Regions from separate parts of the Homo sapiens genome. Here region 2 is linked to region 1. Evidence: chromatin loops called from intact Hi-C (ENCODE). Cell type or tissue: CD14-positive monocyte. All regions are shown on one strand. Links, peaks and the distances in the headings refer to the core of each region. The heading gives the core; the rest is flanking DNA. Region 1 overlaps DCDC1 (doublecortin domain containing 1). Region 2 overlaps LINC02755 (long intergenic non-protein coding RNA 2755).

What was found. A loop is a pair of places that touch in the nucleus more often than their neighbours do. Peaks named below come from ENCODE experiments on the same cell type or tissue, not always from the same donor. Only the 100,000 strongest peaks of a DNase experiment are listed, where the experiment ranks them.
Region 2: a loop joins it to region 1, with 6 times the contacts of the local background. A loop is called at or near these places in 2 of 110 quality-filtered maps.

The regions. Positions count from the first base shown.
Region 1 is chr11:30,914,272-30,925,730 of GRCh38, reverse strand. It overlaps DCDC1 (doublecortin domain containing 1), which reads left to right. Exons shown (of 39, transcript NM_001387274.1): 23 at 323-422; 24 at 3,093-3,228; 25 at 4,796-4,955; 26 at 8,703-8,861; 27 at 10,020-10,220. It overlaps LOC105376611 (a long non-coding RNA gene), which reads right to left. Exons shown (of 5, transcript XR_007062642.1): 5 at 3,417-4,324. Among named protein-coding and RNA genes, the nearest start is that of LINC02859, 190 kb to the right of the region's middle. In CD14-positive monocyte, for the core only: CTCF peaks have their summits at 7,445 and 7,647 (motif pointing right); DNase peaks (open chromatin) are centred at 5,780, 6,120 and 7,700; H3K4me3 peaks cover 1,270 bases; H3K27ac peaks cover 3,858 bases.
Region 2 is chr11:29,529,066-29,540,524 of GRCh38, reverse strand. LINC02755 (long intergenic non-protein coding RNA 2755) reads left to right here. Exons shown (of 4, transcript NR_183754.1): 2 at 9,155-9,237. Among named protein-coding and RNA genes, the nearest start is that of LINC02755, 60 kb to the left of the region's middle. In CD14-positive monocyte, for the core only: no CTCF peak of the experiment used is centred there; no DNase peak of the experiment used is centred there; H3K27ac peaks cover 719 bases.

The DNA of each region.
Region 1 (11,459 bases), core at 1,179-9,178:
TAGCAGTGTGTCTAGCTATTTATTGGTCATGTCTGGGACTGTGCTAAGAGCTCTTTTCAAAATCAACCTTTAATCTTCACAGAAACCCTGGAAGGTAAGAAATCTAGCCTTAGACAGGTTAAATAATTTGCCCAAGTGCCACAATTTGGAGAGGAAAATGAGACTCAAATGGGTCTGATGGGCCCCAGAGTCCAGCTCATGACTAACAGTCCTGCAGAGAGAGTTGTCATTATGGATTCAGGCCCCAGATTTCTTTTATTTTCTCTCTTTGCTGCTGGAAGCTTTCTGTATGCAAGGTCAATTTTTGTGTCTTTTATTACAGGTGCACTGAGATTTTAAATTTACCTTCTGCAGCTCGGAGATTGTACAATGAAAAGGGGAAGGAAATATTTGCCTTAAAAGACCTGCAAAGAGATGAACTGGTAAAGACATGGATTTGAAACTGGCAATATTAATTTATTAATACCCCATCCAAGAAAGAATCCCCTTAAATATAAGTCTTCAAATGCTTACCATTTTAATTCTTATTTTCTCTCAGAATTATCCTAACTGAGCAAACATCAGAAAGTAATACTAACAGCTAACATTATTCAGAGCTTCCTATATGTCTGGCATGGTTTTCAGAGTGGTATATAAATTAAACTTTTTTTTTTTTTTTGAGATGGAGTTTCACTCTGATACCCAGGCTGGAGTGCAGTGGCGCAGTCTTGGCTCACTGCAACCTCTGCCTCCCATGCTCAAGCAATTCTTCCACCTCAGCCTCCAGAGTAGCTGGGATTATAGGCATGTGCCACTATGCCTAGCTGATTTTTTGTATTTTCGGTAGAGATGGATTTCAACATGTTGCTCAGGCTGGTCTCACACTCCTGAGCTCAGGTGATCCACCTGCCTCAGCCTCCCAAAGTGGTGGGATTACAGGTGTGGGCCACCGCGCCCGGCCGAATTAATCTACTTAATGTTCATCATGATCCTAGACTCTAGAAATTAAGGAAGAAACTGGAGAAGGCCAAATTGTTAATCCTTTGTAATTTCTATCTCCTGCTCTGAAGGAGGTAAATTCTCTACTCTTTTTGAGACCTTCAAAATGTAGTTGTTTAATGGTTTTTTACTAAATGGTAATTTCACTTTTTCAGGACAAAATTATGTCTACTTTTTTCATACACTCTATTTGGTGACTGGAGAAGGCTGAAAAGTGGAAGGACTTTAGCAGCCCAGCCTTCCCCCTCATTTATAGAATTTGAGGCATTGGTTTGAAAAATTAAAAAAAAAGATACCTTCCTTGATTGATGCCTACAATTCTTTGAACAGAGAACAAAGCTTCTACCATTTCGTCAGAACTCAACTGAGGCCCTGAACCTAAATACTGGAGAGAGTCTTAAACAGAAGTATCAATGGCCAACATCAGAGGCAGAATCGCAGGGTGGAGAGTCTGTTGTTCTCAGAGACTGCTAGATCTCATTTTGAATCCTAATGCCATCTCTCCAAGTGTTTTGTTTGTTTGCTTTTAGTGTTTTTGTTTGGTCTGCTGTGCTATTCACTGTGGGTTTTTTAGAGAATGAATTTAAGGTAGATTACATTAAATCATACAATACAAAAAGTTAATTTAATGGTAAGTATAGATGAGGCCACCATGGCAAAGCAGGTATGAGTGGAAGGAGGATAAGATGGAGCCAGGAGTGATTGTATATTTGCTAGAAACTAATCTGTCACTGCTCTGAAGAGTAACATGAAGATGGAAACATAAACAGTTAGTTACATGATTAAATATGTCCAAAAGAGAAAAAGAAATCCGTTGTTCAAAATAAGAAATTTTTGCCTGGGTGCAGTGGCTCATACCTGTAATCCCAGCACTTTGGGAGGCCGAGGTGGGTGGATCACCTGAGCTTAAGAGTTCAAGACTACCCTGAGCAACGTGGCGAAACCCTGCCTCTACTAGAATACAAAAAATTAGCTGGGCATGGTGGCAGGTGCCTGTAATCCCAGCTACTCAGGAGGCTGAGGCACGAGAATCACGAGCCCTGGAGGCAGAGGTTGCAGTGAGCCGAAAGCATGCCACTGCACTCCAGCTTGGGCTACAGAGTGAGACTCCATCTCAAATAATAATAATAATTATTATTATTATTATTTAAAGTTTCCCCTGGGTCTTCATACACAAAATGTCGAATGTTTGTAATAATGACTTTGCAATGATCAGAAAAGGCAGCACTGAGGTTCTCTTTCTTCTTACTGAGCCTTTCTCAATATATCACTTTCTTTTCTCATCTTTAAAGAAATATTTATCCATTTAAGGACATTTAAGAAATACATATAAGCAAAAAAAAAAAAAAAAGGAGAAGAGGAAAAGTATTATCCATAATCTTGTCACCTGGCAATAGCCACATTGACATTTTGGTGTTTGTACTACAAATTCATTTATACCAGGGGTCATTAAATGTTTTCTGTAAAGAATGAGATAGTAGATATTGTAGGTTTTGTGGGCCATATGGTGCCTGCTGTGCATCAGCTCTGCTCCTGATGCATGAAAGCAGCCATAGACAACGTGTAAATGAATGGGAATAGCTGTGTTCTAATAAAACTCTACTCACAAAAACAGGCAGGGGACCAGATTTGGGTTTTAGGGATAGTTCGCCAATCTCTAATTTTGCCAATCTGTAATTTACTCCTTCCTTCCTTCTTTCCTACCTTCCTCCGTCTCTCCCTCCCTCCCTCCCTTGCTCCCTTCTTTCCCACCTCCTTCCCTCCCTCACTCCCTTCCTCTTTTCTTCCTTCCTTCCCTCTTCTTCTTAAACAATTATTTTTTAAACTTTAATTTTGAAATAATTATAGATTCACAGGATGTTGCAAAAATAATATGGTAATATACAAAGATAGTATTTTCACTTAATACAAAACTCTTGAAATTCATCAAAGTTGTTGCCTTTATCAGCAGTTTGATTTTTTTGAAAGTACTGAGTGGTACACAGTTTTCTTTAATCATTCACCTATTATATTAATAGGACATTTTGATTTTTTTAATTGTTTCCAGTTTAGATTATTACAGATAATGCTGCTGTGACAATTATATACAGGATAAGAGATGCTTTGTTTGATAGGTGTATGTTTCATGTGGAGAACTCTGGATCAATCCTGACCTGTCCATTGCTCAGCAAAAGAAACAAATATTCCTGAGGAACCTAGAATCAGACATTGCCAAAATTCAAATCTTCTGCAGCACACATAAAATAGAAGGTAAGCATTGGAATTATTTACCTTAATATATTCAGCCAAAATGAAATGCTTGATGATATTGCTTTTTAAAAAGTCAAAGTTTGTTTAAACAAGTAATATTTCACCTCTGCATCTTGCTGTTTAACTCTTTAAACTAAATTATGTGTTTGACAGGGTTGAGTATTTTAGTTCACACTACAGTTTGAATGTGCAAAGAGAACATCATCTTTTTATTTTGTCATTAACAGATCTGACCTTCTTTGTGAGCCTTATGCATTCTCTAATCATGTTTACATTTTGTTCCATCCATTAATTTAATTAGTCCCTTTAGGGAGAGCTTTCAGATTTCTCTATCTCCAGAATCTCACGTTAAGTTCCACTCTAAGATAGAAAAAAAGCACTTGGGTTGCAGATCTTCTTGCTTCCTGGGCTCTACTGTCTGAAGTCGATGACTGGAGTGACTTATGGTTCCTTCTGTTGGTTCAGACGATACTCTGGGTGGGTGTGCTACCTCCCTGATTCAGCCTTCTCTCTGCTTCCTGTGGCCCTCTGGAGCCTGACTATGACTGAGTGGTCATCTCATCACCTCTGCAGTCCTTGCTACAGAGCCACCTCACCCCTGCTTGGCATCCACTTTTGGAAAGCTCCCCAAAAAGATTCTCAGCAACTCCTGGGTCTTAGCTGCACCTCCCAGAAACCAGATCCCAGTTCACGTGGCTGGCTGTGCCTCAGATTGGAGTAGCAAGGGTAGCTCAAAAGGGGACAATGGGCAGTGTCCTCACTGTTTCCCCAGTTTAACTAAGATACCCAAAGTGAAGCCTGTAGAGAGAATCAAGACATGCTGTGCTAGTTTTCTGGCTTTCTCTGTCTTGTGCCCCAGATCCCCTCTGGCCCAGGAGTGATGGTTTTTCTCCAGGTCAATCCTGAAGTTAAACTCTTGATACAGTAAGTGGGAGCTACAGGCTTTTGGAGAAACCATAGATCATGACTGTGTCATCCTGACTTCCACGTTCGATGGCAGTATGCTGTTTGAATGTCAAAAACTATCTTTGGACTTTTGCTTTTCTTTTATAAAAGTTCTAATTTCCTCATGATCTTCCTCCTTCCATTAAGTTTTCTCCAGGAACCAGGACAAAAGTCCATATAGAGAAAAGAAAAAGAAAAAAAATTAGTATAATTTAAAACATTGCCCTATTATATATATTGAACACCGTGTAGTAAAACTTTGCATGTGTCATTCAAGGCTTTCTCTGGGACTGGGACTGGGACTTCCACTGATGAGTTTTGGATCCCAGAGAATGATCTAGAAACATATATCTAAATAATGTAGCCCATTTGAATAATTACGATATATGATAATTAACTGATCTTTGGAAAGACCAATTTTTAGTATTTTTGACTAAGAATATCTTGAGAGTAAAGAATCTATAAAAATTAAAATTAAATTCAACTGAGTTTAATAAGTAACCTATGAATAGACCAAATAGATGGAATTATTTTGCATTTGTATTTTAGTGTGTGTTTTTAAATTCCTGATGCTCTGCAATTGTAAGTAATATGTCTTTGCAATTTGTGAATTTCTGCTCAGCTCTTGTTTTAGAAGTCCAAAGTGACATTGTATCTGGAAGCAAGCTTGCTGTGCATAAACCTGTAGCAATTTTTGGAGAAGAGAAGCAAGTTACAGAACCGGAAGAAAAGCAAATGCAAGAAGATCCTCTAACAACGGAAAATGCTTCCAGTGAAATTCTGTAAGTAATCAGTGTAGCCTGAAAAGCTACCTGGCTGCTTTTTGAACTCAGCTCATTAGCCCGATAACAGCACAGAGCCCATGCAGGGAGCTCATGCCAAGTTTGTGAAACTAATGGCAGCTGAAGAGCTAGTATTTAATTAGTTTTCCGGCAAAATGATACAACTACAGCTTCGATGTTCAACCATCACAGTGATCTATTTTCAGTAATATTGTTACAATGTTATTATTTTTAAGAGGCTAGAATTTTAGGATAGTAGGCATTTATTTGAGGAATTCATCAAATTTTGTTTCCATAATCATTGACTTCAGGATAAATTAAACTTCTTCCCTAAGTTCAAGTTGACACATGTTAATATACAGTTATCTTTCTGGATCATTGAAATAGCTTTCTGATTTCTCTCTATTGCCGTAATATCTTCCTTCCAATTCCCCTCTAAGTTAAACTGTAGACAATTAACTTTCTAATGTACAATCCTTTTCACATAGTTTTTTAAGGGTACCTATTGCAGACAGAAAAACCTATTCATCTGGAATCCCAAGGCCTTCTGACCCTGGTTCATGCCTGTCATTGACCCTCATTTGCATTCCCATGCCCACTGTCTCTTTCTGCCACATGAATTCCAACCTCCAGCTCAGCAACGACAAGCTGTCGCCTGCATATTGCACATTCTGTTTATGTTCTGTTGCAGACCTCTGAGCCACATATGAATTTCTCTCCACTGCAGTGCCTTTACTTGCCCCGTACTTATCTGTAGAATGATACTTTAGCATTGAAGTCAATTACAGCAATGACTGTACGTGGCAATGTGCTTGTCAGTCCCTCTCCCCCTTGCCTACCCCTCCCTCTACCAGCCTGGGAACGTTGAGGGCAAAGATTCTGTCACATGGGTTCTAATTATCATTTACTGAATAAATGAATGAAAGATTGAATGTGTTTCCAAATTATAAAACCAAAAATACCTGGCCAATTACCTCTGCAATAATTGTGAAACTAATTTATATATCATTGTTATTAATTGTTTCTATCCTCAATTATAAGAATATGAACGTTTATTTTAGGAACCAAACTTCCTCATTTGGATGGGTGATTCAGTTGGTCCTATGACTGACACTAACAAAGGCACCAGAAGGCATTTTTCAGAGAGAATGATTGGTCCTAGATGGCATCTTTCTCAACAGTCAGGGAATTGACCACGAACTTTCACATCCCCTTCTAAAGAATGTGTCATCTAGCCTCTTAGTCTGCACTTGGAAAAAAATAAACAGAAAGTAAGAAAAAAGAAACATTTTTGAGAGCAAAGATCGTCATTGTTCTGAATCAGAGATTTCATGAAGGCCTGGAGTCCTTGAGGTTAAAAGTGATTGGGTTCTCTCAGAGTACAATGCAGGCATCTACTGCATATTCCAAGCAGGCTCTTTTGCTCAAGCCTCTTCTTGAATACTCCTAATAACAGAGAGATCACTGTTTTCAAGGAGGCCCATTCTAACATTTAAATAATTATTTAGACCATCTCCATCTTATTATTCCATATGTTTCTCTGTACTATGCCCTATACCTCTTCTACTTGGCAGCCCTTAAACTATTGGAAATATTTTTTAATATACAGGGTTATCTATTTTCCAGGCTGTCACTAGTCATTTGAACCATTTCTGATGACATGATCCTGAAATAATCCTAAATCATCTAATATCAGGAAGTCACTGTAAGATTTTTCCCAGACTTTCTTAAATGTGCTTGTTTGGAGTTTTTTGCATATTTGAAAAATGGGATGATTTAAGGAGGGACATGCATAAAGCCAGCAGCTAGAACATCAATCTAGAAGGATCCTTTTTGATTGCTTTTTTATCATAAAGGTGTCCGGCACAAACAATAAGAAAAATGGAAAAGAAATTCTAGTAGCACTTGCCTACTCTGTGCTTTGCAGGAAAAAAAGATTTTTGGAACACAGAGAGTGGGGGAAACTTTCTCATTTCCTCACTGAATCACAGGTACCTGCCCACCTCTTCAGCCTTGTCTAGAACTACCATCCCCTCACTCACTGCATACCTGTCACACCACTGTCTTTCTGTTCTTCAAGTGGGCTAACCATAATCTTGCTTCATAGCCTTTTCATTTGTTCTTTTCTCTGCTTGGAATGCTCTCCCTCTAGATCCTTACATGGCTGGCCCCTTTCTATTGTCTTTGTCTCAATTCAAACATCACCTCTCAGAGAAACCTTCTTTGACTCCATTGCTAACGTAAACCTTACCCCATCCCAGTCAATTTCCATTACAATATCCTATTTTATTCAACTTATGGCATTTATCTTGTTTATTCATTTACTTGTCTATTTAATCTCTCCTCTTCCCACTAGAATGTAAACTCCGTGAGCACTGATAACTTACCTGTCTTGTAGATGTTCAATAAATATTGATTAAAGGAGTGAATAACTAACGAATGGTTTGTTCTATGAATGAACAAATTAATAAAGCAAGATGGACTGAAAAATGACTGTTCTAAAACTGACTTGACTATACCTCATTTGCCAGGAAGTTCAAGAGCTGATAGAGAAATTCTGAGTAAGAAAGTTAAACATCTGGATTTGGGTGAAGAATCTTGTTTGCATCCTGCTAACTTTGTTAAAACTAAGAATGACTTTTTTTTTTTTCCTTTTCCCCAAAGAAATGGAATTGATGAGAAAGCTGTGCGTTTTATTTTTAACACAAGATGGCGCTGTTGTTTTTTTTAACTGTAAAGGGAGAGGTTTGCCTTCAGAAGCCGCTTGTGCTGCCTGTAGTTCTGAATGAGGCAGTGATTACCCACCAGTTTCATATCCACATGTAATACTTCTATTACATTTGAAAAGAGTACGGTCAGCTCTGCTAGCACAGGAATTGTCCCTGAAGATTTTGGTAATTTAATAATGCTTGTAGTTACATCAAATTATGACAAGCACCTTGGTGATCAGTCTGTCCCAGAGAACTTTATTTACAGGTACGCATACTTAGAGTGCTGAAATAGGCTTGCTGCTTTGCCTGTATATTTATCCTTCCTCAGTCAAGCAGTCCTCATATCACAATCCCACTGAAGGCAAATGTGCTCTCAACAGTGGCCTGGAACTTTATATATACAGATCTATATGGCGGCTACTGATCCCCTTTATATCTTCATTTTAGTAAGAAGCCAGAAGGCTGACTCAATTATTCAAACTATGACTATTTACTCTGTTTAGTATATTATTCTCTATCAAAAGCTGGCTCATATGTGCAGATGCTATTTGAGTTTCTCTAGATTTCTCTGTGGAGAAATCTTGGAAAAGTTAAGGTTTCTTAACCTTGTCTAATGAGTAAACTTTACAAAACCGGGTAATCTAGGCTGTACTGTTCCAGTCAGAATTATGACCCAATTATGGGGTAGAGAGAGGGAGTCTCATTACATGTTCATTGTGAATTTCTCAAACTACTGAGTAGTCAATCTTTATGATTTTTGAAATACAATACATAGTCCCATTTTTTTCTGAGTAAACATGACAAAGATGAATGCTGTTTATTATGTGATTGAGGAATTTTATTTGTAGCCTTATATTAAAAGATCTAAATGATGTATTAGTGAGATGTGAATTTCCAGTATTAGGCACCCTTATGGAAATAAGATTTATAGATCCACCAACATCCTGTGGAATATGATCAGACTACACCTCAGAAAAAAATTCTGTGAACACGAATGAGATTTCTTAGACTTATGTTTGCTTCTGAACCTTGATAGAGATTCACACGTAAGAGCTCATCTTCGAATGAAGGCTTGTCACACACTTCCCAGGTATGCCTGGCAGGAAACTTCACATGACTTTGATGAGGATGACAGTCTTCCAAAGAAAACGGAAAAAGGGCTCTTTGAAAATGTGGAACCACAGAAGAAACACAGGTAAAAAGTTGCAAAGGATTCCTCTTAAAGATTTCTGTCTAGTGTTAGTTTTCTCACCTTGGGACACATATATTCCCAAGAGTTTTCACTGCTGTTAGCTGCTGTTTCTATCAACATGCACATTTTTGTCTTATGTTTTTGATTAAAATATTTACAAAATTTTGCGGGAAGGTCCTTTACTCTTTGGTTTATTTTGTTCAGTGTATAATATCTTACTCATTTGTGTGTTTTTTTCTATTAAACAGTATGCTTATCCACCTTTGCCTCCTGACAACTTAGCACAGAGCCTATATATTTGTTGAATGAATGTGTGAGTGAACTTCTGAATAAGCATTTAAGATGCCCTAATGTTTTTAAGAAATTAAGAAAATGCAGTTTCTTCCTTTTTAGTTTAATGTTTTTTGTCAATGTCCAATGAAATGACAGGAATATATAGTACTTTGTATTATTTCATAATCTTTAGACATTTACTTGACATTACAGCAGTCACTGGAACACATGAATTAAACATTTTTGACACTTCAACATTTAGCACTAGGCCATGCACGTAGTAGGGGCTTAATAGATGTTTATAGATTAATTTAATTGACAATGTGTTGTGATATGTAATATGTTACTTCTGCTTAATGTAAGGTCCTTAAGACAGTCATTTAAATTATTAGTGCATCATTATTTTATGATATGCTATGACTTGTTAGAGGTGAGTTAAAAACTTGGAGAATGGTGTTCTGTTTCCAGGGATACTGTAGATAGAGGAAAGAAACAATCATAGTTTGAATAGAATTCCTTTATTTCTCTGTTTTTATTCTACATGCCCCTGCCCCCATTCTCTTACTTAATTTTAAATTTTACTTTTTCCTCTTTAAATTACCTTGTCAACTGAAGTTCTTTTTTCTTTGCTAACGAATTTTTCAAATATTCTCCTGGTAAACATTTATTTATGTTACAAAATAAGCTCAGAATTCTACTTCTTATGTCAGCTTAGAAGTGCAGTGCTGGTAGCATTGCCGTCATTCTAATGATATGGTCTATCATTTCAAGTTAACGTGTTTCACGTTGGAGCTCTCACCAACAGAACTTATAATCTCCAGCACATCAAGTGCATGATCAAGTGCATGGGACATTTTTCTGCCACTAATAGAGATTTCTTTATCTCAGCTGTTCACCAAAGCATAGTAAATTGCACAAGCATTGTCATCAGCAGTTCGAATACAGAGATGGGCAGATTATAAGCCATGCTGCTCCTCAGCTAGTCTTGGGGGTTCAAGGTCCCAATCTCCGATCAGGCATGGAGGTGGTTTTGGTGGAGAAGAAATCTGATGGTAGTCATCAGCGCTGGATACACCAGGAAGACAGCAGGTAATCCCATTATATTTGGGTTTACTATATCAAAAGGTGAATAGGATCCTAATAAGTCTAGCATGGTCCCCACAGAACAAGATGAACTATATCTGAGAATTCTGGGTCTTCTATTTAACTTAGCTGATAATTCTTTATCCTAGCCAAAGAAGAGGAAGGGAATAAAATCAAATGTAAATGCTAGGTAAGCTACATACAATTTATCCACAATCAGATTCAGAGGAGGAATGTTCCCTCTGATCTCCTGGGTATAGTTTTATCTGGCCATTGGGCTCAAGACTGAACTTGCATCAATGTCATTTTTATGAAATGAATAGATCAAATAAGAATTCTAAAACGTCCCCAATTTTCAAATTTTTTGATACTTTTCATTAACTTACTCCCCATCCTTCCCCCAACACACACCTTCCCTCTTTCCTCCACCTTCATAAAATAACCAGTTTGTGGTTTCCACTCACGCAGTATAAACTAATTCCTATCTTAGCAAATATATCAACCTAATTCAATGTCTGGTCCTGGATCCAAATTTGAACCAACTACAGTACTGTAAAAAAGTTATTTTTGAGATAATCAGGAGAAATATAAAACAGCTTGGCTATCTGATGACATTAAGGAAGTCCTATTAATTTTGTTGGGTCCAATAATGGTTCAATGGTAATGTTAAAAAAAAAGTCCTGATAAGTTGGAAACATTGTAGTATTTACAGATAAAATTAAAAGCTATCTTAGATTTGTTGTAAGACATTCTATCATAAATAAAAATTTTAAAAGTTGAGGGGAATGGATGAAATGAGAATGGCAGAATGTTGATGGCTGTTAGGTCCATGCTGGTTGATTACACATTTCTCTCTCTCTCTCTTTTTTTTTTTTTTTTTTTTTGGGTGCATATGGAACATTTCTTTAATCGAACAAAAAAGAAAACAATTCCCTGTTTTTTAGATTGGTTTGCTTCAAATTCTACCATTAGTGTGATATGGTGGGCCTCCAGGGACCTCTTTAATCTCTTGAAATAGTGTACAAAGTGTATGTTTGTGCATCGTGCAATTTATTTTTTCTGGGAAAGAGCTGAGATTTTCACTGGCTTCTCAAAAGGTCTGCGATGAAAAGGCTTATGAATCAGTACTTTGAGGGAGGTTGCACAAGCTTCAGCAGGCGGCAGCAGCGAGCCCTGCCTGGGCAGGAGAGGAGCTGGTCTTACTCTGCTCACTGAGATGAGCAAAGCCTCCGGCAAGGAGAACTC
Region 2 (11,459 bases), core at 1,955-9,954, 1.4 Mb after region 1:
CTGTTAAAACAACCTATTAATTGATTTCTGAGCCATTTATTATATGGTTTTGAATTTAAGGTAATCATTAGTATCAAAAAGCACATCCTTTTTAGTATTTTTTAATTTTTAAAAATGTTCATGAATATTTGAAGATGTTTACGTTTCCATGATAACTACATTAATTTTACCCAGTGCTTTTTAAATTGAATTCTGTGAAGAATTGCATTCATTTATATTTAGAAACAGTACATTCAGAAAGAAAACAACCAGCTCTTAAAGGTCCTCATAAGCATCTCAAGGAGTTTGCATCTTTTTTTGAGGTCAGTGTGCTTAAATGCATTTCTTGAGGTTGAAAATGCTTTGAAAAACAGAAGAAAAATAGTCATATTTGAAATTACAGACATTACTTTGTTTACAAAGTGAAGGGTGATTGAAACAAAGGAAGGCAAGCTCCGAAACAGGAAGTTCAGTAATGCAGCTGTTACTATCTTCAAGTTAAATATAAAGGGGGAGAATATGCCTAAATGAGGAACACAGCAGTATGGATAGATAAGTGGACAGATTTTAAAACTAGTAGGATTTAGTGTTGAGCGAGGAATGAGTGAAGCACTGGGATTTCCAGCTTTCATAATTTGTTCACCACATCCAGGGACCAAAAGTTAATACGCTATCTGTACTGCGTGAAACACAATGCAAATCCAGAGCACATAATACTATGTAAATGTACTTATGACAGAATTATGCTAAATTTAAAATGCAGTATGCAAATGTCATAAGCATGTTTTGTAAACAGAAACAATAAACAGAGAAAATAAAATATATCTAAAGCTATCACGTCAAAGGAAAACCATATATCTAATTTAATTTACAGAAAATAATAAAATGATAAGTAATTAAAAGTTGCTCCTTTTTTACTATTGTACGTAATAATTATTTTTTAAAAATACCATTTTTTGAGCATTTGCTTGAGCAAATGCTATGTGCCTTTCACTGTGTTGACTCCCACTAATATTATTTACTTGCCACAAACTTCCCTTTAAGTAGGACTGTTTCTAGTATCCTTCTTTCTATTTATTTTCTTACCAGTTAAGGAAGCTGCCGCTTACAGAGATAAATCACTTGCTGAAAGTCATTTGTTTCCTAGGAAGTGACAGAGCCAGAACTGATTTGGAAGTTAACTTTCTTTTTCTTGTATCCTTCACTATATTGTGCTTATATTCAGTACTAACTACTGTCAATTAATAAATAACATCTTTTGGTGCCTCAGAGGAGAGACAGTAATTATAGAAGAACAGAAAATATATCCAAAAACAAAACAATACACAAAAGCACAATACATTATTTCGAAGACCATTACTTTAAAGAACTCCTAACTTCTATCATCAACAAAAACAACTGATAGTTGTTGAAGGTTCAAGAAAAACTTCTTGGTTATGTATTAAAATCTATGGGCCTATGCTGATATTCATGTTCTGACTACATCTATCAATAGCAATAATGCTTGTTTTGGTTATAAAAATTGTAATTATGAATGTGAATGTCTCATTTTCAGCCAAGAATACCATTCTTCTTTTATTTGGGATCATTTGGGTCACTTGGAGAGCTCCAAATATGAGAAATCACTTTCTTTCATTCATGATTCTTTTGTACAAAGTACCACATTCTGAACCAAGTACCACAGGATATGTCTCAGTACAACTGAGCCTCCAAAGTCCATTCTAATGTTGTACTTGATGACCTCTTTCTCTCTTGTCAATAAATATAGATGAAATCAATTGTGAGGCAACTGGGTTATTCAGGGAAGCAAACATGCTAAATATAGCAGAGTATGATGGTAAGGCTGAGAATTTAAGAAAATAATCTAGTTCATGCACATTTACATGAAACAAAGCCTAAGTCTGTCAATTAGAATGAGCTGAAAGCCAAAGTTGTGCTGAGTGCTCTCAGCACAATTAGCATTTGTATTTTTAGTAGTAGTCCAGGGCCCATGAACAGTGCCAGCATCACTTAAGATAAACCTGCTAGTCAGATAATCTGTGCTAAAAATAGTTAACTGAAGAAAAGCAATTTCTCTTTTTGACACATAGTCAAGTACCTTCTAATACAGGGTGATGGGTTTTTGGCAGTAAGAGTAGTCAGAAAAAAAGTGTTCCACAGTGAGAATTCATTCAGTTGGGTTCAGCAAGTAGAAGAAAACACAAGGGGTTATTATATTGGAGAGTCAGACATTGTGGCCAAAGGACTTTGAACTTCACAGAACACCCCTGTATTTCAATTCCAGCTCTAATTCTTGTTAACTAGATGAGCAAGTTTTAAAACCAATTTTAGACCCAGTTTCCCCAGAAAGTGGGATTAAAAACAGCTGCCTCACAGAATTATTGTGAAGAAAATGCTGGCACAGGACCTGCACATAGTACCAATAAGCACTGGCTTCCAACTCCTCTTCATCCTTCTTGCCCTTCCATCACTTCTGTTCATTCCCAATTAATATTATGGCTAAGGTAAGAGAAACCACATTCAAATTATATCAAGGCACCATATACATTGTCAATTTCTCTTGCTCCAGAGGTTGCCTTCTTCTTTCTTCCGCAGTGAACTCTGCTACACACTCCCCACCCCCAACACACCTGTCATTTGCTACCCATGCCACTCATCTCATAGTAATCTGCTTTCCCTGTCCTATTCACCATCAGTACTTTTGTTAGATAAGATATTTTGTGATCAGGGGTTCAGAGGAAGAAGAGATTCATTTGATGCCTCAGTGCAATAAACAATTAGGTCAGGGGCTATAGAAATATTTCCTTAACTCAAAAGCTCTGAAGAATATTGTTCTCCTTGTTCTTAGCCTCTAAAGCAGGGGTATCCAATCTTTTGGCTTCCTTGGGCCACACTGGAAGAATAAGAATTGTCTTGGGCCATACATAAAATTCACTAACACAAATGATAGCTGATGAGCTAAAAAAAATTGCAAAAATTCTCATAATGCTTTTTGAAATTTATGAATTTATGTTGGGCCACATTCAAAGCCATCCTGGGCCACATGCAGCCCAGGGGCCATGGGTTGGACAAGCTTGTTCTAGAGCTAGAAAGGGTTTAAAGCTCAAGAAGTTTACTACTACAGTCTCTAGTCAGGTTTGGAGACTGAGAATCTCTCAGCCTAACAGGAAAAAGAGAAGTGCTAATGGCATATTTTTATGGCTGACAAATGTTGAGCATGCAACATAGCTTGGGAAAAGATCTAGAATAGTCATTAAGAGTCAGAAGTTCTAGCCCTCACTCCACCCATGTTTTATCTGTGTAACCTTGAGCAAGATAGCTGTCTCCAAAGGAAAAATAAAATGTACATTTGGATTCAAAGATTTCCAAGAAAATGATTTTTTATGATTCCATACATAATTTTATTGGGAATTTATTTTATTTTATATAAAACACAAACATAGCACTTATAATCACTGTTGCAAGAGCTTTATACCTATGAACTTCTTTACCATAATAGCTCTATAAAGTAGGCACTACAATTATCCTCATAGTATGAATGAAAAAACTGAAGCCCATAGAAGTTTGGTAATTTGACCTAGGTCACACAGGTTTTAAGAGGTAGAGCCAGAGTTAGAAAATATCAGATTAGTTGCAGCATCTCTCTTTTTAACCACTATACTTGGTCATACTTAAAAGTAAGATGTTTATGTATTCATTTATATATTTTAGATATGCATTCTAATCACTGTACTGAAAAGGAACATATTTTAACTAATTCTTTCACCTACCTACTATGCCAATGTCTGGGGCTGCCACTGACCCTAAGTAATTATCAGCTGTGATGAGGAACATCCACAATTCTTCCACTGTTCTAGTCATTCATTCTTCTTTTTGGAAATGTGAGAGAAAATCTAACATTCAAAAATAATTAGCCTGTCTTTTCCAAGATCACAAAGGTCAATTTGCAGGTTAATAGTTAAATGCTTTCTTTTAATCACAATCCTCAAGAATAAAACCAATTATTTAAAATGTCTTTGAAGTGACTTTAACAGCAGATGTTTTTCCCTCAAAGAAACTTTTTTTTTTTCTGATGCTTTTCATGAATCAAATGTACTATACGGTACTCATCCTTTGAGGTGGTATGTTTCATGTCACCAAGAACCAAGATGTCCAGGCATAGACACGCGGTGGTTTGCCTGTCCATTTATTTTTATTTATTTATTTTCAATGTCTATAACTTCTTTGGTAGAGATGGGTCTCCCTACATTGCCCAAGCTGTTTTTGAACTCCTGGCCTCAAGCAGTCCTCCTGCCTCAGCCTCCAAAAGTGCTTGAGTTACAGGTGTGAGCCACCATGCCAGGTTGATCCCTGTGTAGGATATAAAGGTGTTCTTGTTCTGCTCCTCAAAATGTCTTAAGATATAATGATGAAAGAGAAAAGAGGGCATAGTATCATGCAAAGGCCTTTTGCTTAATCTTGTTTCTTCAAGAAGCTCTCTGATTCTCAATTTTCTGATTTTAAAATTGGAAATAATGACCCTGAACTCAAAGAGTTAATCTGAGGATTAAGAGAGATTATCTATGTAAATTGCTTAGTGCAGTATCTGAAACATAATTCAGTGGCTCACTAAATAGTAATTCCTCTTTACTCTCTTCTGTCACCTAGGACTGACCAAGATTTACATATATTCATTGAAATAATGGAATTCCATGATTTGCCCTGATTCTGCATCCACAACTTAGTTGCATTTAAAAAAATTACAATAGCACTAGACTTCTGTGTCATCAAGTTAAAATTGTATTGATCAACTAGTAAACACTTCACTGTGCTATGTACTGAAGATAATAATAAAATTATGAAATCTAGGTAATGTATACATTGAAGGAGCTAAAAAAATCCTGTTGAAAGACAAGGCTACCACTTTCTCTCCACTCCCCACAATCCTCTCTCTCTCACACACACACACACACACACACACACACACACAGTCCACCAACACAATAGTACCAGAAAGGAATATAAGGTAGTGGAATGGTTGGTCTTGATTACAGTCACTGGCAGGGTTTTTGCAATGGAAGTGGATTATAAGTTAGGCCTTGAAAGGTTGAATTTTTAGGGGCAAATAGGAGCAGGGAGATTTTTATATTGCAGAAACATCATCAGCTGTAAGTATGAAGATAAAAATAGGCATACTATTGGGATCAAGAGACTAGTCAGAATAAAAGTGGCCAAAACTTACGTCTGAGGCATGGGGTCCAAGGTTTTAGAGACATTAAGTCCTAGAAGTTAAGCTGAGAGATCAGGAGTACATGTACTGGGAGACACTGTAGATCCATTAGCTATTAAATCTACATGGTTTTTCAAGCATTGGTGCCTCAGATCTGGGAATTAATTTGATAAACCACAAAAACACAACTACTTCATACCAAAAAAATGAACTTAATTTTTAGGATTACTTTTGGTTCTCTCCAGCATTTGGGAGTCAGCACACATATACTCCACTGAGTCATCCACTTGCTCATCCATGACTCTTCCATTTGTAGAGCTCCTGGGCAAAACACTACCAACATTGGTTTGGGAACTATTATTTATAGTCCTGAGCTCAGCAGCATCTGAGGAAGAGGGGCCAACTGGGACATGGTCTTTCTTATGTTCTCTGAGGTCAAGGAGTACCAGTCTTTTCAGTGGAGCAGTAAAAATGATACCCAGGTTTTCCTGTCACTAGGTATGGGCACTGCATTAATTTCCTAGGGCCTCCATAACAAAGTACCCCAAACTGGATGGTTTCAAACGACAGTAATTTATTGACTTGTATTTCTGGAGGCTAGAAATCTGAAGTCCAGACATTGGCAGGGCCATGCTGCCTCTGAGAATGGTAGGGAAGAATCTTTCCTTGCCTGTTTTAACTTCCGGTGTTTGCCATCAATCCTTGTTGTTCCTTGATTTGTAGATGCATCTCTCCACTAACTGCTTCTATGTATGTCACAGGGCCATCCTTCTCCTGTGTGACTGTCTGTATGCATCTTCTCTCTCACAAGGATACCATTCATATTGTATTAAGGGCCCACCCTATACTCCAATATGACTTCATCTTAATTTGACTACATCTATGAAGACTCTATTTTCAGAAAATATCATATTGACAGGCACCAGTCATTAGGACTCCAACACAGCTTTTTTTGAGTGTCACAATCCAACTCAAAACAGAAACAATTAACTGAGAGATGGAAATAAGCCTTATGTGGATCAATAGAAACAGCTTTGCCTGAAGCTCAGGCATCTTGGGAATATGCTAGTAGTGGTGGAAAATTCCTGAGCCTCAGTTCTATCCTTCCACACTTACTTCTGCTTTTGAGAGCTGAGTTTTAGTTATAAGGTATATTGCTTGACTAAAAAAACTGCACAAGATTATGTGGAGATTTGAATTTATACATCCATTTCAAATTCATCACTACATTTGACTTTCACAACAGAATTTGTAAGTCACAAATTATTATTGCTGATGGTTTAAATAAAACTTGTTTTCTACACCAGAGTCTGAACTAATTGAAAAATGAAATAAAATTCTAAGCAGATCAGCATGTTATTGCCTTATCGCCTAATTATAGTCATCTAAGAATATCTATCATCCAGCTTCTTAAAACTGATAGACTTTCCCGCCCCTGGCAATTGGCTCTTCAGTGAGGCCTCTCTAAGGGAAAACCTGGTCCTTTTTACAGCCTCTTCCTAAAAAGAAAGGAGAGGTGCTGAACAGAGTGCATTCATGTTATTCTCCATAAATTTACCATTCAAATCACACTATTCCAATTTTTCTGGAGCAGAACAAGTAAAAGGGTAGAAAGAAGCTAGGAATGTTACCCTAATTGTGTTCTCATCACCTGCAAGGAAACATCAAAATTAGCAAAGAAACGTTTGTTCCCACCATTGATTACTAACTTTTTTTTTTTCAAATAAGAAAAATGAGGCTCAATCAAATACAATGATTTACTTAAGCTTTTTGGGCTATCTGCTAATTCTGTAAATTGTTCGATGCACCATCATTGCCTTCTCTTTGTATTATACACATGTTAAACATAATATGGTCTCTTTATGTTATGCTTGTCATATGGACTCTGTCAGATATGATTTTTATACCAGCAACCCCTGCTATCATGTATCTTGGATGATATAATTAATTCTTAGAAATCATGCTTTGCCATATTTTCCCAGTCAAAATGTATCACATGGCATCTTGAACTACAGTTGAACTCTGTAGTGCTCAGAATAACTGACTCTTGGGAAAATAAACCCTTTCTATTATTTTCAGAACAAAAGTTGAACCTTGTCAAAAGAAGTTAAGGATGTTAAGTTGCCCCTTTGCAGCAGGAGTCTAATTATAGCCAACAATTGGTAATGATTCTGTGAATATTATAGCCATCAGGTCTCATGTCTACAAAATCAACTTGTAAACATACTAAGATACCAATCATGCTTAGAACTGTCTCTTTGGTATTTCATAGCACTTAACACAATCATAAATTATAAGTATGGTATTTATTTTCTTGTCTATGTCTTGCATGAAAATGTAAACTCAATTAGGACAAGAATCACTTTTGTCTCTTTCATTCTTGTTTCCAAGCACACTTTTAGGCAAATTAATACAAATAAAGTGATTGAAGAAATATATGAATAAAACATTGTTATTGTTTATACATGTTGAACAATATAATACTTTCATATTTTAGGTGATTTACATATCTTTGAAGGTCTTAAGGCACTAAAATTTTTCTGACAGTTTTAATTTCCTTCCTCTTAGACATAAGAATTTAATATTGAGAGTAACAGCGTTTTATGGAGATACACATCTCTTGTCTCCACTACTACTACCACTGTATTTATCTTCCAATATACCATGTTCTGTTTGTTTTCTTTTTTCCTAATTCTAAGCATAGTCCTAGTCCTGTTTGGGATTAATCCATTCATGCCTGAAAACAAGCATTTGCAGATACTTGACTCAATTAAGCTGGTAAAATTTACCGAATGTCTACAACATTTCAGATACTATAAATAAAGTATTATCTGCTAATATTTGTATAATGCTAGAACAAAAGTTGGAAAAATATTTTTCCTGTCATTATTGAGTGTTATGGCCTTGGGTATTATCATTAATTTCTTTCAAAAAATAAAGACACTAAGATCAAGAAAATCTGGTTTCACAACTTTCTGTTCCCACTTGGTTCACACTTCATTATTAATAGGAACTTATATACTATAGTAAGCTGATTAAGAGAATTGACTTTGGAGCTTAAGTGGCTTCGATCTGCCCTCTGGCTAGCATCAACACCTGTTTGCTCTATGACTTCTCTGAACTTTGTTTCTTCACCTGTACATTGGGAAAGTTTCTTTAATTGTGACCCTTTATAGAGACATGCATTTATAAGAGATGATCAATTACCTTGGGGTTATTCTGCTAGTAAGTCAGTGGTAATCTGACAATTGTTGAAGCTATATGGCAATAGAGTGAAAATGTCATTACTTAGGGCTCCCATAGCAATTTCTAAGAATTCACTTTCTACATGGATAGCTTCTTGTGAATGTAGCCTGTCATGTTGTGTGGGTATTTCCCATGACAACATCTGTAATCTTTTACCTTTCCAGAAGCCCCTGTACTTGCTATTCTTATTCCCATTTCAACTCACCATCACAAGCATTTTGTGCATGAACTACTTTATGCAGACACTACTTTCTTTAGAAGGGCCTTTTATGCTTCTAACCTTGGTAATACATAAAAATTCACTGCCAGCCAAGGTTTAATCTTCATGTTATACAGACAGCCATGCCCACCAGACAAAATATCATTATAAAATATTGTTCTGTCAAGGGGTAATATTTTATCGTTTCTTGAGTCTTTCCAAAATTTCTAGTGTATTTGTTTGCCCTTGAAACTTTCAGTGAATAATAAATATCATCCTAGAATATAACCAATAAACATGTAAATTTTCCACTGGGCAAAAAGAATGTAATTTCCCTAACTATGAGAGGCACGTTTTTGATTAAATGATCTTTGGTTCCTAGGATCTAAAATATAAGAATGGATAAAGTCAGGGTGGGCCTCTTATGCTGGGACCTTGGAGCACTAAGCATTATGCAGAACTCTGTTCCCCCTTTCTCTTTCCTCCCTTCTTTCTCATCTTCACTATTGCTTTTCTCCCAGACAGATACAGATGGAGGCAGTAGCATGGTAACACCTCAAAATCAAGCATCCAGCAGCTGAATCCGAAAAACACAAGGAACAAGGTAAGATGCCAAAAGAAAAGGACCCAAAACAGAGTTCGTGTTTTCCAAAGGTTTTCAATTATATCCTTATCAGTCTCTGCAACTTCATTTGCTGTCCCCATTAGTTAGTTCCCTATTGGCTATGTTTGCAAGGTCATCATTTCTTAACATTATTTAAAAGACTTTAAAAGACTTTAACTATGTAATCTCTTTGCCTCTGGAGGTAACAATCCTAGTTTGTGTTATAAAGAGCATTGCATTTTGTTTTCCCTACAGCATTTTTAGATCCCTTATCTCATTAGGCCTTCATGACCCTTTGCAGCATATAGGACAGGAAATTTTGTTTCAGGTTACAAAATGAGACTTGGAGAAGCAGAGTGACTTACATGAGGCCAGAGATAATAAGGGCCTCAGCTCCTGTTTGCATCTGTAAACACACCTTATATCTTAAGGACACTCAAGGGGATTCTCAGAAAGCTCCTTAAAGTGATATGTTCAGAAAAGCATCCACGTAATCATGGTTCCATAGATTGGTCTGGGTTTCTGTATCTGGGACTGGAAAGGTCTGAGAATCTCTGGCTAAAATATGGTCACATTGCATTTGCTCTGCATTTTCCTAACTGGGCAACATGTAGGTAATAACTGCATCTGGAAGCATCCCCCAGATGAAATTGCAGCAGCTTGGGGGATGATTTATTGTCATTGTGACAGTCCTGTCTGATGGTCCCCAGAACCCCAGGAAGGAGTGTTTAGGCCACTGTAGCAAAAAACACTGGCACCCAGGAAAAGTCAGAAATTTCCCTCACTGTTTTAGATTTTCTCACTGCCTAACATACCGTGGAATAATTTTAGCATTCAATATCTGTCTTCAATGAAGGGATGTTATTCAAGAGTTGCTCTGAATGTTATAGAGGGAGCTATGATAATTGAGCACATACAGGTATCAAGTATTCAGCTTGATGCTTTAAATACATAATTTTATTTAATATTAGTAAAATTATAAGAAGTTGTGTTTGCCTACAATTTATAATATGAAAATTGAACTAAGGAGGTGACCATTTAGTATAAGTCAATCAAGTTTAAGATTAGCAAGGACAAAATTCTATTATAATCTGTTGCCTAAAATACAAGTTCTTCTCTCAACCAATAATGGTTTATTAAACAAACGGCTCTTAAATCTAACTATGTATCTATATATTGAATTTCCTGCCATTTTTTCTATGAAGCATCCTTTATTTTCCTACTTCAGCTTCATAGCCAGCATTATATTTTCACAGCTCCAAACTTTATTGCTACCAATCACATCACCATTCTTTCTCTACATTAGCATTTCTTAATGTTTGAGCTTTAAGCCTATGAGTCAATATAAGAATCCATATTTCTCCATGTATTTTCTCCATCAGTGGACCCTATTGTTGGAATAGTTTCATATTGGGTTCTGCAAAAATGTAACATTTCACTATCGACTTTTGAGGTTATAATACTGTAAACCACATCTCTAGATAGTTATGATAATTAAAACTTTGGTTGATTCGACTCCTATTATGTGTTTTCTAACATTATGTGATGTAATATTTGCAACAAGCCTACATGTTAAGCAGTATTATTCACAATTTACAGGGGGTAATCTCAAATTCAGAGGAGTTAAACAATCAGTCAAAGTTGCATAGATAGTAAATGATAAGGCTTCCATCTGAACACAATTCTGGTCAACTTTGACATCCATTGTTGTTCAGTGCTAACTTCAGGTCTTAGAATCATGCAATGTTTTCATGCAAGGGTGTGTCAGGATCTTCTTTGTTTTATAAATATTAAGTTCTGATATAGATCCAAGCTACAGACAGAACTTTAGCTCAGAGGTTTAAAAATCCCAGAAAATATGTCATGAAACTCAAAATTTTAATAATATTAAAATATTTTAGTAAGGTAATTCTATTTTTCATCAGAAGCAAGAGATAGTACAAGAGTAGCTGATGCAAAATCACACTGCCAGCAAAAACAATTCTAACTCTTTCTAGATAAGCCCCTGCAATCAATATGTTATTAAGCCAGAAAAAATATCTAGCAATGCAGGGAATATAAGTTTACATTAATGGCCAGGGTCTTGGTCCAGCCTGCTTACACTCAAAATTTATCTTGGATACATTGAATGAATGCTTACTATGAGAAAATTGGCTGTTGAGAACAGGAATCTGCCTCAAAATGTTAAGATCTATTTATAAGCTTAGCTAACATTCAGGTAT